Regions from separate parts of the Mus musculus genome. Here region 1 is linked to region 2. A link is a loop called in an ENCODE intact Hi-C map of the cell type or tissue named here. Cell type or tissue: left cerebral cortex. All regions are shown on one strand.

Evidence for each region. Peaks named below come from ENCODE experiments on the same cell type or tissue, not always from the same donor. Only the 100,000 strongest peaks of a DNase experiment are listed, where the experiment ranks them.
Region 1: a loop joins it to region 2, with 2.1 times the contacts of the local background. A loop is called at or near these places in 2 of 42 quality-filtered maps.

What each region holds. Positions count from the first base shown.
Region 1 is chr13:25,947,828-25,955,827 of GRCm38, reverse strand. All of the region lies in intron 1 of Gm11351 (predicted gene 11351), which reads left to right. Among named protein-coding and RNA genes, the nearest start is that of Gm11351, 14 kb to the left of the region's middle. In left cerebral cortex, no CTCF peak of the experiment used is centred here; a DNase peak (open chromatin) is centred at 4,017.
Region 2 is chr13:26,155,344-26,163,343 of GRCm38, reverse strand. No RefSeq gene overlaps it. Among named protein-coding and RNA genes, the nearest start is that of 1700092E19Rik, 150 kb to the left of the region's middle. In left cerebral cortex, a CTCF peak has its summit at 4,437 (motif pointing left); a DNase peak (open chromatin) is centred at 7,988; H3K27ac peaks cover 50 bases.

The DNA of each region.
Region 1 (8,000 bases), 210 kb after region 2:
CACTTACTGTTCGTGCTGACAACACACAGGTAAACTAACAAGGCTTCCTGGTGCCCAAACCCCTATGCCCACAGCAGTTTCTCCTCTATGAGGGATACTGAATCCCACAGTGCCTGCATAATGTTTGTCTCTGCTGCTCACTAGATTTCTGATGGTAAACCATCTCCACACCATCCCTTGAAGTCTATGTTCTTGCTCAGCCTCTGAATCATCTGGAAACAGGTACAGAGGACTCCCGAAGGCCATGCAGGAGGAATGAATTAGGGCTTTAGAACTCATGGAATGTGGCCCACCTGTTACCACAGCCATGTGGGTGAGCCTCAGTGTGGCATAACCCAGAGAGAGGACCATGTTTCCTAAGGACTTCTTACTTTTACATAGCTCTGCTCTGCTTGCTGCCCTCACACCCCAATTAATCTAAGAAGTGTATGGAAATTTTAAAGTGACTTCTGGTCCCTCACTGGACAGTATCTCTGGAACTCAGTGATAATGCTTGATCTCTTTCAGGCATTGTTGGCTGGAGTAAAAAAACTTAGCAATGTAGATTGTCAGCACCTTACAAAACACTTGGAAAAATAAATTTGGTAGTGAAGCTAGGTTGAGATGCTTTTACTACTGGTTTTGATGTAGAAAACCCTAGAAAACAATTTATAGTTCAGAAGGGCATACATTTATTAATTAAACTAGAGACATTTTATGGTCAGGGAACAAGAACAATGACAGCACTGGCTGACATGACTCTCACTGAGGCTGGACTGGTGATAATTGATACCCAATTTTATACCCATTTTTGCCCGCAGCTCCATGCCATGATTTATTAAGAATTGCTGATGAGTAGATATGCATTATGAGGATTTAAAGTATATATAACTGATTTTTATATAAGAATTTAGTTTTGCGATTCTTTTGTGATTCTTACTAGATCACTTTTAAAGATAAGTAATAAAATAATCACTCCTTTCTTTGTAATCACAAATTGCTGCCTGCAAGTTAGAGAAGCTGGCTAAGAAAACTACCTTACTTGCTTATACTTTAATCTATAACAAGTTGCTTAGGTACGAATGTACGTACGTGAGTTTTTGGAAATAATTTTTTTTTTACCTGTGCTACATAATGTTCTTTCTTGTAAAGATGTTAGGGATCACATTTTTTTTTCATGATAATTCACTAGAAGAAAACTAAAATGTAATCACATTGTAATTTTAAACTACTTGAAAGATTTTGCCTGGATATATAAACTATGGAATGAAAAATGTAGTATGGAGGTTGGAACATTGTTCCTTCCATCTATCAAACATGTATATGTATGTATATATGTAAAGCTTGTATGAATGGGGGGGGGTTGAAACCCTGTTTCTTCCACTCATTGACTATGTGTATGTATGTATATATATAAACCTTGCCTGTGTGTGTGTGTGTTGGAGCTTGATCTATCCACCAACTGTATGTATATGTGTATATTGTGGATGTATAAAATGCTTAGTCTGCTTACTGCAGCTTTGCTCTAACCATTTTATGTATGAATGTGTATATGTCTGCCTGTAGGTCTGTATGATATATGAATGCACATGTGTATTATGTATGCATGAATGTATGCAGGTATGTATATATTCATATGTACGAAGTTATTGGACTCTGCTTTTCATTTCATCCACTCAGTGTGTCTGTGTGTGTCTGTGTGTGTGTATTTGTGTGTGTGTGTGAGAGAGAGAGAGAGACAGAAAGAGAGAGAAAGAGAGAGAGAGAGATCGAGAGAGAGAGAGAGAGAGAGAGAGAATTTTCTCTTTCTATTCTCAAACCGCTGGCTGCCATAAACAGCAGCCCCTATAAGTATCTAGATCCACCCCAGTCAGCATTGGCCACTCATGGGCTGCCTGCCTCAGTTTACCCCCTTGTGTCAAAGTTGGTCTTTTGCAGAGGACAGTAAAGATGCTGTGGATCAGCCTTCTCTTACTGCCTCAGTGTCACTCTCCTGGCAACTAGTTTTCTTTGACAATCAAATGTGCACTCTTATTTGTTTTCTGAGGCAGTGTTAACGTCTCTTTCACTATTTAAAATAGCTATTCATTTTCTATATGAGTATACAAGACCCCTATTGGCTGTAGGACAGCCATGGGAAGAAGAGTGGATATTCTTACATCCCTTTAATGCAACCTAGCAACCTTTTTAGTCTCACTCTGTCTGAGAAACTAATAGGGAAAACATATCTGAGTGTCCAGACTTCTGTTACACTACATGACTGTACAGAAGGCTGCCTGGAATTCATGGTCATGATTATGAGTTAATATGGGAATCTCAGAAATTTCTGAATTGTTCTATACTTTGACTTTTTAGATACGTTTTCTTGTGTAGATGGTGAGATGAAGAATTGATTTTTTTGTAACTTTTATTTTTATTTTGATTTTATACTGGCTCATATTTTTTTTCAAAATTCAGTGATGATTTAGATACATTCTAAGCTCTAATTTTGTGACACTAAAGCCTGCAGCTGGGAGAAAATATTTAGAAATGCTACTGGAAGATTTCGGCTAACTCAAGTTGTGGGAGATTGTGGAATAAATTCTGTTCCAAGTAGGGAAATATTGTCTAAAATATACCTGCAGTATATAATAAAACATTTAAGGTAAGATGTACATTACATGGACCCTCTTGAAACTGCAAATAAAAAAAGGTACATATTTGTGAGGATTGTAATGAGTAGGTGTGCATACCATATACTTTCACATATATGCTAATCACTGCACTGTGAATAGCCAATCACTGATTGCAAGGTAATCTGCAGATGTGAAATCTATGCAAGCATCTAAGGGATTTAAAACCCAATAAGCAAAGGAATAGAGGAAAATGACACCCTCTAATTGTGATTACTTATTTTCCATGATGCACTAAAGAAAATGTGGTTTTGTTGTATCTAATTAGGTGGTTATCGAGGATATAAGAATCTAATAAGAAAGCTTTGTTAATCCACAAATGCGGAGACCAGGCTCATTATGAAAGCCTTGTATCTGTCTAGAGAGGCAAGTTGTTGTGTGTATGTGACACGGTGTGAAAATTTATGAACTATCTATGGTATAGATGTAAAATAAAATTTCTTCACTGCTTATGCAAAATTATTAATAAATGTTTTTAATCCTTTATTTGATCTATTGGGGGCATTTTATACTTATTTAGGTATAATAATACACAAATGTAAAATGAAACATTTGTTAATTGAGCATTCTTTATGCGTATGTAGTGTGTTGTATGTTTGTGAGTGTGTACACATGTGGAGGTCAGAGGTCCACACTAGATGTCTTTCTGAATTGTTCTACACTTTAACTTTTGAGATAAGGTTTCTTGTTGATTTTGAAGCTTATCATTTCATCTAGCCAGTCTGTCCAGTGTGCTTCAGAATCCACTGTCCATTTCCCAAGCACTGAAGTAGAAGGCATACACTGTTTTAAGTGGCTTTAAATTGATGCTAGAGATACAAACTCTGGTCTTGATGCTTATGCAAGGAAAGTTACTGACTGACTTGTTTCTCAAACTCAATCGAGTACTTTTTTATACTTAATATTATCACATACCAAGTGATTGTATATCTATCCATGTCTATCAACTATCTGTCTATCTACATATCTATCTACCTATCTATCTATCCATCTATCATCCATCTATCTTATCTATCTATCTATCTATCTATCTATCTATCTATCTATCTATCTATCTGTTGATATCTATCTATTCATTTATCTATCCAGATTTTTCTCTCTCTTCCCATGTACCTAGGAGGCAGGCACAATATTCTACCAGTACTACAATGGAAGATACTGCAATGAGAATCCAGCACACTTTAGAGGTCACCAAACCCAATTAAGAGCTTGAACTTGTACCAGCTGATTTCTAGACAAACACCTTGTAAAGAATCTTAGATGTTGGCGGCTTTGTTGGTAGTAATGAACACAATGTATTACAGTGCTCTTCTGAGCCAGTATCTTCTTTATCCACCTACAGGTTTATATTTGTAGCAGTAACAGTTCTTTCTGTACCCAGACCCACAACCTGCCTGACACTTAAGCAAATAAGCACTGAGCTGCAAGCAAGCATATTCTCTGAGCTGGATTTCTTATACTATAAACCCAGCTGTTCTTCTGCCTTGTAAAATACACTAAACTGGAGCAGAGAACTCCTAGGAACAGAAATGAAACCATGTGGAAAATTCTTTTCCTATGCCTCCATTGTTACATTAAGCATTATCTGATATTAACTTGACTCATATGACAAGGGAAACTTGTACCTCATTATTTTTCTCTCTTGGCAAGTACAGTTTCCATCTTTCTTTTTTTCCCACCCAAATATTTATTTCTCCAACATATTTTTTTTCTGTTTTTAATATGATGATAGATCCTGGTTAAAATTATTGCTGTGTCCCTTTTTCATAGTGTGCTACTATATCTGAGATTCAGCATCATGTAAATACATATGTTAGAAAGGTGTTATTTTTATCTTCCTGGTCATACATCTAAGGGCATGTTTCAGTTCACAGTGTATGCTGTTGTCCTGCAGACAGAGAACACAGGAGAGACATATGGGAAAGTCTCATGTATACCAGAGTTCATTGTTCTGATTTGTACAATAATTATCTTCTGTGTATCTATGCCTCCCTTCAGGCCACTAAAATGAAACTTCAACTCAAGTAAAATGATCCCAAGAGTGACTAAGACATTTGAATTCTGCCTTCTTCTGTGCCACCCTACCCCCACCCGCACTGCAGTTTTGTTCCTAAACATCTTGGTACTTGGAACAACAGGAACATATCACAGTGTAAACACTACCTTCTCTCCTCTCCTTAACAAATGACCTCAAGCTTTTAGCAAGGTGAGACTACCAGCTACAATGAAGAAACTATGAAATTGTGTAGGATTGAACATCATAATATAAAAGCCAAACTTTTTAAATGTATATAATGTCCAGAATTTTATTGAAACACAGGTCTGGTATGTGTCAGGGAGATGTAGGTCCGGGTAAACAAAGAACTATTCCTACTACTGTATACTACTCTGAGATTATACCTTTTATATTTGGTAATGAAAAAAATTCCATTATATTTCTTGAGACTGATAACCTAGAAATGACTTCACAGCCATAAGGAGTAATTGGTCAGGCGCTGTGAAACCATGGCTTCGGGGTAATCTGCCCTTACCTCTCTTGTTGTGCGGCTAATAAACTACGAATGTTTCCTCCTTTCTTCATTTTTATTGACAATTTTTAAAGGAATTGGGATGAAGAAAAATAGATAAAATATGTGACCCTACAACTTTTGCATGATCATGTTTAATCTGCTTCTAATTTAAGGCCTCCAGGAGGAATTAACATTTTTCAATAAGAGTCTAAATATTACATATATTTAAAAGTTTTTTTTTATTTATTACGTATTTTCCTCAATTACATTTCCAATGCTATCCCAAAAGTCCCCCATACCCTCCTCCATACACTTGCATATTTGGTTTTGTTTCTTATTCAAACCTTCAAAAATAAAAAAAAATAAAAAAATAAATTCCATCGATGCTATAAATAAACTCAGCAGGCACCTGTGGGCACATGTGACCAGTCAGCCCAAGTTTGAAGATTGAAGCCTCAGGATATGATTTGTCCACAAGTCAAAGTGGAAACTGAGTCACTACATAGTTAAAAAAAAATACATCAAGCAAGAACCATAATTTTCAACATGAGCATCACCTTCCAATGGACTGTATGGACTATGACACAAACACTAAACACTAGCCATGTCTGAGGACACAATGAAGGCCTACTTCTAATTCACTAGAGAACCTTAACTAATGCAGAGAGAACAAGTAAGGCGAGGCTTCCTGAACAATGACAGATAAAGGCAGGTCTGAAGAAGAGAGAGAACCATGCTTATATTTGCAGGATGTGCCTCCCAAATGACAACCTGAGAGTGAAGAGCATATCTCTAACGTCTGAAGAACAAAGAGGAGACAGGTGTGTCTAGGTTGAAGAACATCAAGATTTGAGCTCTGAGTGGCAATTACATTATGTAGCATACCATAGGCCATGCATGGCTTTGTGGGCTTTTAAGAGTAATTTTATTTATGTGTTTTGACTTTCTGTCTGTAAGTATTTTGCCTGTGTCTGTTTGTGTACCAACCAGGAGTCAAGTGCCCATGAAACTAGGAAAGAAATCAGATTCCATGAAACTGGAGTTATAGATTCTGTGAATCAAACTGTATTCCTCTGCAAGGAAAGCAAGCTCTCTTAACTATTGTTCTCCCTCTCTCTCTCTGTCTCCCTCTCCCTCTCCCTCTCCCTCTCCCTCTCCCTCTCCCTCTCCCTCTCCCTCTCCCTCTCCCTCTCCCTCTCCCTCTCCCTCTCCATCCTTACCTCCCTTTCTCCCTCCATCCTCCGCTCTCTGTCAGTAACCTTCAAAGCATAGGGTCTTTTTTTAAATGAGAAAAAAAATCAAGACATTTAGATAATAATGAAAAACATATATCTACAGCAAACTCCTATTGCTCTGGCCCTTACAATATTTCCTCCCCTTCTTCAATGATCTCTGATTATTGAAGCCTTAGGTGCAGGACTTATATTTTAATGTACAAGCTGGAACTGGGCTCATCAGCTTCAGTGTGTGTGTGTGTGTGTGTGTGTGTGTGTGTGTGTGTGTGTGAATTAGTTAAAAATGTCACAATTTTAAAACACAAAAAGGAGGTATATTGGGACATTAGGAGGGGAGAAGTGGAAGAAGAAATTATGTAAAAATAATATCAAAAAATTAAAAGTTATCTTAAACATGTCTAAAGACTTTTCAAGCTTAGCAATTTAATATCAAGTAGTGTTTAGGAGCATTGCTGTGTAATGGAGATGTATCTTTATTTATATGTATGAATAATTATAGTTAACATAGAAGATTCATGAGAAAAAGCCATTAGTTAAACATGTCTTTCCTCACTCCATTTTAATCTATCTCCTTGTGAAGGTATGTAAACTTACATGTTGAAAAGGGGACTGAATTTTGTTCTTTTCAAGAGAAAAAAGCAACCAAAAAAATATTGTCTAAGAGAAATGCCCCTCCCATACCATGATGAGCCTTAATTAGTTAAACTAAGATAATATATTTATTTTATTGTCAGGAATAAAATGAATTCTGGCTTTAAGAAATGAATAACAGATTTTTTGCCTCTACGCAGGAAAGTATATTTTTAAGAGATACTAAAATATACATTTGGATTTTCCAGTGTATTTCCCCCTCTTTTGCTGGCTTCTTAATAAGAGGCCTGGCCACTCAGCAGTGTTTTATTTGTTTTATCTGCACCTGAAGTCAAACTGCAAAACAAGATTGGTGTTTTAAAGAGATTAAGGAGTAAGAAGGGATCTTTAGCAGCTTAAGGCAATTACTTAGTTCTCCTGCTTGTGAGAGATTTTCATTGTCTCAAAACATAACCCTCTGTGCAAAAGGGAAGCACATGTTTATTTGTTTTCAGGCTCCAGCAAGTGACTCATTTCTTCCCACCATCCCTCCAAACTATCAGATAGGCACACATAAAAAACCCCCACCACTCTTCCCTCAGAAGTTCCAGGGAGCACACCAATTACTGCTTTCTAACTATTTTTTAAAGACTTATTTATTTATTTTATGTATATGAGTACACCATTGCTCTCTTCAGACACACCAGAAGAGGACATCAGAACCCATTACAGATGATTGTGAGCCACCATGTAGTTGCTGGGAATTGAACTCAGGACCTCTAGAAGAGCAGTCTATGCTCTTAACCTCTGAGCCATCTCTCCAGCCCCTGCTTTCTAACTATTTACAGATTATATTAGAGTATTTCTACACTTGCTCAATCATATCATTGCTGCTCTATTCATAATAGCTAGAAATTGAAAAGACCCTAGATTTCACTCAACAGAAGAGTGAATAAAGAAAATGGACATTTACACAATGAGTATTACTCAGCCATTTTAAAAATACATAAATTTGCAGGTAATTGGATGGAAAT
Region 2 (8,000 bases):
CAAATTCATTTTTTGCACTTTATGATCATTGCATTCTTTACACAATGTTTCCTGTTACCTATTATATGACATTCATCTGTTATTTACATGCCAGTAATCTATCTCTAAATTATCTGTGTCTATCATCTAACTTGTATCAACTTTTTATTATCTTTTACCTCCATCATACAAGGTTTGTCTATTTTCTGTATGTCATCATCTATCAATTACCTATATATGTACCATGTGCCATATATCTATCCATTTCTATCTTTCACACTGTTTACTACTAGAACAATTTCATACTTGTGCTTTCAGATTCCAGACAGCATCTTAAACAGAAATAGCTTTCAGATTCCAGGATCATCTTTTTAAAAAAAAAAAAAAGTTACTTAATCTTTATTTTTTTTACCCTCCAGATTTTATCCCCTTCCTGATCCACTCTCTGGCTGTTCCACATTCTATATCTCCTCCCCCATACCCCCTCCATGTCTCCACAAGGATGTCCCAATATCCCAACTCACCCATCCCACCCGGCCTCTCCACTCCCTAGGGTCTTTAGTCACTTGAGGGTTAGGTGCATCTTCTCTGACTCAACCTAGACCCTGCAGTCCTCCGCTGTATGTGTGTTAGGGGCCTCATATCAGCTGGTATATGCTTCCTGGTTGGTGGTCTAGTGTCTGAGAGATCTCTGGGGTCCAGGGAAATTGAGATTGCTGATCCTCCTACAGGGTTCCCCTCCTCCCCAGCTTCTTCTAGTTTTTCTCTAATTCAAGTACAGGGGTCAGCAACTTCTGTTCATTGATAGGGTGTGAATATCTGCATCTGGCTCTTACAGCTGCTTATTGGGTCATTCAGAGGGCAGTCGTGATAGGCCCCCTTTTTTGTGAGCACTAAATAGCCCCAGTAATGGTGTCAGGCCTTGGAACCTCCCCTTGAGCTAGATGCCACTTTCAGCCTGTCACTGGACCTCATTTTCCTCAAGTTCTTCTCATTTTAATCACTGAAGTTCTTTCAGACAGGAACAATTATGGGTCAGAGTTTTTGACTATGGGATGGCAACCTTATTCCTAAATTGATGTCCTGTCTTTCTGCTGGAGGTGGGCTCTACAAGTTCCATCTCCCCACTGTAATGTATTTCACTTAAGGTCCCTCCCTTTGAGTTCTGAGAGTTTCTCACCTCCAAGGTCTCTGGTACATTCTGGATGGTCCCCCCACCTCCTACCTCCTGAGGTTGCCTTTACATTCTTTCTGCTGGCCCTTGGGGCTTCAGTCTTTTGCCCCACCCAATACCTCATCATGTTCCCCTCTTGCCCTCCCTGTCCCCTTTTCTACCCAGGTTTCTCCCTCCCTTCTACCTCCTGTGATTGTTTTCTTCACCCTCCCAAGTGGGATTGAGGTATCCTCACTTGGGCCCTTCAGCTTGCTAACCTTTTTTAATTCTGCGGACTGTATCTTAGGTATTCTGTAATTTTGGAGGAGCTAAAATCCACTTATTAGTGAATACATCTCATGCATGTCCTTTTGGGTCTGAGTTACCTCACTCAGCATGATATTTTCTAGTTCAATCCATATGGTTCAAAAACTCAGGGTGACCCTGTTCTTAATAGCTGAATAGTATGCCATTGTGTAAATGAACTACATTTTTCTATATCCATTCTTTTGTTTTGGGATATCTCTGTTGTTTCCAGCTTCTGGCTATCACAAACAAGGCTGTTATGAACTTAGTAGAATGTGTGCCCCTGTTGCATGGTGAGGCATCTTTTGGGTATAGCTGGATCTTCCAGTAAATCTATTTCCAATGTTCTGAGGAATTTCCAAATTGATTTCCCAAGTAATTGTATCAATTTATAATCCCACCAGCAATGCAGGAGTGTTCCTCTTTCTCCACATCCTCAACAACATATGCTATCTCCTGAGGTTTCTATCTTAGCCATTTTGATTGGTGTAATATGGAATCAATCTCAGAGTCATTTTGATTTGCATTTTTCTGATCACTAAGGACTTTGAACATTTCTTTAGGTGCTTCTCATCCATTAGAGATTCCTCTGTTGTGAATTCTCTGTTTAGTTCTATACTCCATAATTTGACTGGGTGTTTGGTGTTTTGGTGGTTAGCTTCTTGAGTTCTTTATATATTTTGGATATTAGCCCTCTATAGAATGTGGGGTTAGTGAAGATTTTTTTCCCAATCTGTAGGTTGCTGATTTGTCTTATTAACTAAGTCCTATGCCTTATACAAGCTGTCCAGTTTCTTTTTGTTTGCTTGTTTGTTTTGTTTTGCTTTTTTGTTTTTCGAGACAGGGTTTCTCTGTATAGCCCTGGCTGTCCTGGAACTCACATTGTAGACCAGGCTGGCCTTGAAATCAGAAATCTGCCTGCCTCTGCCTCCCGAGTGCTAGGATTAGAGGCGTGTGCCACCACGCCCGGCTCCTGCTGTCCAGTTTCTTGAGGTCCCATTTATCAACTTATAAAGTGTCTACAGCAAAAACAGGACGTGACTGGGATGGTTGCAGTAGACAGTAGAGTTACTTGAAAAAAAGGACCTTTCTCACCAAATGCATTCTACTCTCTTCTATTTTGACAGTTCTAGAGTAAAAGGTTTCTAGTTTCTTTTGTTTTGTTTTGTTTTGTTTTGTTTTGTTTAGTGGTGGTGTTTTTTGTTTGTTTGTTTGTTTGTTTTTCCACCTCTAAGTTAATGGAGTCCTGGCTGATATCACCATTGCAACACACACAAAAAAATTATCTTAAAGATACAAGTACAGCTACAACATTGAATTAGACGAGATAATTAAAATATAGCGAGACAGCAGAAAGAGACTTTCAGGAGGATCTTAACCACACCTGAGGTAACACCCGAAGCCGAATCTTCACATGTGGTAAATGTACAAAAGGAAAGTAGAAAAAAAAGTCCTAAATGTAGTCCTTACTCATGAGACCATTGTGAGATTTCAGACATGTTATCAAAGTAACTGCCATAAATAAAGCACCCCACTTCTTAGCAAGCACTACGAGCAGAGTGGCTTTCATTAGTATCTGTCTGTTCTCCTTTGAAAGTCCTTATTTTAAACAGTATTATTGATCATTTCTCTCCTTCTATAACACACACAGATAGGATTAATGTCAAAGACAAGTACTCTCATAGCTAGCAACGTAATGACAGTAGACTGTACATGATGACACATCTGACAATAGTCTGACTCTGTATGAGATTAGACAATGTGCCTTTTGTGAAGTGCTTTCAACTGTATGTTGATTCTGGGCTTTGGTTGGGTTTCACAAGAACCCTGTGTCTCAACATTTCTTCTGCTCCTTATAAAACAAAAGTGTTCTGTGTACACATAACAAGCAGCCATTGTCTTTGTTGTAGCAAGTTACCTTTAAGATTAATATGGAATCTCTTTCCTCCTTGGTTTCTGCTGCCTATACTTTAGATTGTTCATGATGACAAGTCTTAGGAAGGACTTGAGAATCTTCATGTCTTGAGGTCCATCTTTCTTTCTGTTAAGTGATGGGGAAACAGATCTAGAGATGGGAAGTGGCTTAATCATGACCTGTTATTTGTCACTTAGCCAGTCTTCACTAGACCCCATTATATCAGCATACTTTTCCAGCCTGCCTCTGAAGTGCCATGGCAGATTAGTTAGCTAATGCATGCCACTTAAGAGATTGCTGAAAATTATTAAGAAGAGTGGGATTGATAATAATCAAGAGATAAGATTTAGTGAATGTGATTTACACACTCAAACTAACGGTGCATACCACACTAGCAGGGAGAGTCACTTATTGTTTCAGGTCTATTTCTGAGTTCGAGGACTTGGTCTGCAGAGTGAGTTCCAGGACAGTCAGGGCTACACAGAGAAACCCTGTATCAAACAACAACAACAACAACAACAACAACAACACAAAAACAAACACAAACAAACAAGCAAACAAAAAAGAATAATGAACCTGGGCCTGGGCCTGACGTGTTCTGTAATACTGTGGGGTGAAGCAGGGAGTTTACCCAGCGAATTCAACAGAGAAGTGTCAACATAGGGGTGCTGTTTGAGAGAGTTAGACCACGATTTTCTTTTTCACCATAGAGTGTAGTTCCAGTATGAATCCATTGTAAATGGCTCTTTTGGAGAGAGGACTAACAGAAACTGCCTATCCCTTCCTAGTTTTCATTTTGATGTTCTTCTTCCTTTAATGGGGTTTTGACTAAGGACTGGCTCTAAGAAAGATATCTCCAGAGAGCTCAGAGATGCTTCCAAACAGCCTCTTGGTTCCCCACTGGTGCCTTGATTCACTGTCAGAACTTCAGTATTCCATGGTATCCTATCTAAGTAAGTCTCTCAGTACCTTGTGTTGTCCTTTCTTGCTTCTACAAGCATGAAACTGTAAACTCTTGGGAATGTAGACAATAACCCAAGGAGCCTGGCCATGCCATTCCTGCCTATGTGGTAGTGTTAAGCTACTGCCACCTTCTGCTTAGCTCATGCACTGCTAACGCAAGCCATTCCTGCAGTTGCCCTGCATGCCCTGACAATTTACACTCATCCGGACCTGCAGTATTACAATACAAAATACTTCAAATCAAATGTGAACCCTGCCCCAAATCCTCCACAGACTAACCTTTTGTAAGACAGTATTTGAGGGGACAGCTACTTTCATCCCACTAAAGTGTGCTCAGTGGGTTTGGCATTGAACTATGTAACCAGCAGTTTCAATATTCATGGGATATGAATGTTTTACCAGACTTAGGAAAGGGCAAATAAACAGGGTTGAAGAAAGAACAACTTTACATTGTTCAAGTAGCAGAGGATTCCTCTGTGATTTTCTCTGGTGTGCCAAGGGGTCAGGCTTATTGCAGGTGTATTTTTAAAGGATTTATTCTTATTTTTAGTGTGTGTGTGTGTGTGTGTGTGTGTGTGTGTGTGTGTGTGTGAATGGGGGAGAGAGAGAGAGACAGACACAGAGAGAGAGAGAGAGATACAGAGACAGAGCGATGGAGAGATAGACAGACAGAGAGAGAGAAATGCAGATTCCCATGGAGGACAAAACAATCACACCCACTGGAGCTGGATATGAGTGATTGTGAGACACCTGATATTAGTGCTAGGAATTCAATTTAGATCTTCTATAATAGTACATGCTCTTAATCACTGAGCCACCTTTTGAGACCCTATAAATACTCAATAGAGACATTCACAGGACAAAAGACAGTCTAAAACAAGATCTGCATTCATACCCAAGAATTGAGCCCCTACCTTGTTCTTTAGCTCTGGGAACATCCTGAAGTTTTAGCTTAGGCCTCACTGGGAAGTTGAGGCAATCACCCTCCAAGGCAGGAATCCTATAGTAAGAGTCTTTGGTCCCTTAGATGGATTCCAGCAATGTACAGCTTGCCAGACTGAAATGCCACTCCACCCTTTTCCATACAAAGGGCTTCATTTTAATGCAGTTACACAGCTCCCATAATGAAGTTTACCTAGGACCGTTTAAAATGTCCAGCATATGCTCGCCTCGTGTCATCCACATGGAGACATGTGAGTCTGAGTGTGCTGGGATGTGAAATAGTCCAAGAAAAAAACTCCTGCTTCACTAAATTTTATCCTTGTTATTTCTACTCCTTAAGTACCCATGATAACCCTCAAATCTTTTCAGTCTCAAGCAGCAAAAAAGTTGACTTTATGATTCATTATAAGACACAAGAAATTAACAGAAATATAAAGACTCATGATAATTTGAAATCTATAGAAAGAAGCTCACTCATTCTGCCAATTGTCCTTGCTAGCACAGATAGTAGCACCCTGGGGTGTCCTCACATGCTCTGTTACCCATCAACAGCACTGCTCTGGAAACACTTCTCCATTTTCTAATAGTAGAGAACAAGATATATGTCTAATGTTACTTGGAATTCATCTTGATGACTTTGGAGAGTTTACATTCCTTAATTAATTCTTTATTACTGGCTAATTTTCAATACAAATGAATAAATCAGACTTTCATGGGATTGTGGGGGAAGCGTGCTTGGGACAATGACTATCTGAGTATAATACCACTGAGTCTTGCGATTTGTATGCAGAGTGGAGGCCCTTTCCCCAGCTCTGATCAAAATGATGTCATCAGAGGTCCTTTCAGGACTGAGTCTCTGCAGTTTTCATAGGTTCATGTCCCAACGTCAGACAGCTAAAGTATTCTAGACAGAGAAAATGACCTTACCTTTGCAAACCTCAGCCAGGTCTAATTCTACAGCTGTGTCCTAGAATACAGTTCCACACAGTTCAATGTTAGGATCTCATGCCTTTTGGCAACAGTTTGCATTTTCAGGTTTTTCATGTCAAGCACACGCAAGTACAACTTCTCACTGAATATGCATTTTAAGAATAATTTCTGTCTTCTAATAATCTCCAATCAACAGTGTAACCTGATTTAAAATGCAATCCATATAACTGTTCTCAGACACAGTCACACACGTGAGAACTTCAGAACCTGTTTTGAAATCGCCCCCCACCCCACCAGTTTTGGACATGGGATCTCACTCTATAGACTTTCAGCCCCGGCCAACCTGAAACTAACTATGTAGAATAGACTGGCCTTGAAATCATAGAAATATGCCTGCCTCTGTCTCCTAGTGATGAGATTTAAAGTTTGTACCACCACATCCAACTCTGTTTTGAAATCTTATACCAAACCTTTAATTTTATGATCTGAAGAAAGTGAATGAGGACAGTATTAATCAGGGATCAAGGCAGGAATGCAAGAACTCACTGTAAGTCACACCCAGGAGAAAAGTCAGGCACAGAAGTTAGGCTAGGCAAGGCAGACCCTATGCAATGCAATCTCTGCTACTAAATCAAAAGAGATGCCCACAGTGAGTTGGCTTTTAGGACCTAGCTAGCTCACACAGTTAAGAAGAAACCTTCAGTGCAGCTCAGTGCATGCTTTTTCTTCTCTCATTCAATATCAGCAGCAGTTGTAGGATGTCAGAATGCATAAAGATCATTGAGAATATGGTGACAGGGCAGACACAGGGTCATATCCAAGAGGAAAGGTTTTGAGCCCCAGGAAGAATCTGGGTCTTATTTCTTCTGAGTTCTCTTGGTCCCAGAGGTGCTGGAGGCTTATTCAGTGAGCCTGACACAAGCCAGTTACTTCCTAGAGAAAAGTTTCTGGAAGCTGAGCTGAGAAGTTCCTCAAATAATTCAACAAGGATGCACAAAGGTGAACAGTTTTGAGTCACCTATTATTTTCTGTCTTGCTCTTTCGTAAGCAGTGTGGTAGCCTTTCCTGTGGGTGAGGCAGAGCCAATGAACAGCAGTGCCATCATTTCATAACAATCCTGACCTCCATAGTCACTCACAGCCTCCTCTTCCCTGGAGGTAGAGATGTGACCAATGGTCTCTCTTCCCAGAATGTTCTCTGAGACTTTCAAAACTTCCATCATTTCCTTTCGAAAGGGGGTTCTTCCTTTACAAACCAAGCTAAACAGTGTGAGAAATGGCTTTGACAGGCATAAGAATAAATTTCAGCTTCTTAGTGTCTGTCACACATACATGGGTATAAGCACTACAATGTAGACAGATGGGTAAGTTCTAGGAATGAGTTTGACAGAATCTTACATGAAAAGTTTCTGCCTCTGGAAGCTCTGCTCCTTTCCTGTGATATTGTTATGGCTGTGGTAAGCTACCAAAAACAGCGCCATAATATCTATTAATCCTCATGCACGGACATGCCTTCTTTCACTTGCACAATGCCACTGATATCCACTAGTGCCCCCACACAGTGCTCTATAACTACAAAGTCTCCTTTCTTCCATCTTAGCAAGATACAGCCTCCAAACAAGAGTGAACTAAAGTTAAAGTAGAAGTGTTTCTTCTTCCATCCACTGCAGCTAAGGATCTGGAGCTGCGTTTTCTGGGCCTTGGAAAGAAATGTGGACTCAGCCTGCCGCATGCGCGACTTCCCCTCATCAGTGTGCAGTTAGTCCCTGCCAGACTGATTCAGGCCTTGGATGCTTTACAGAAGAGAGAAAGG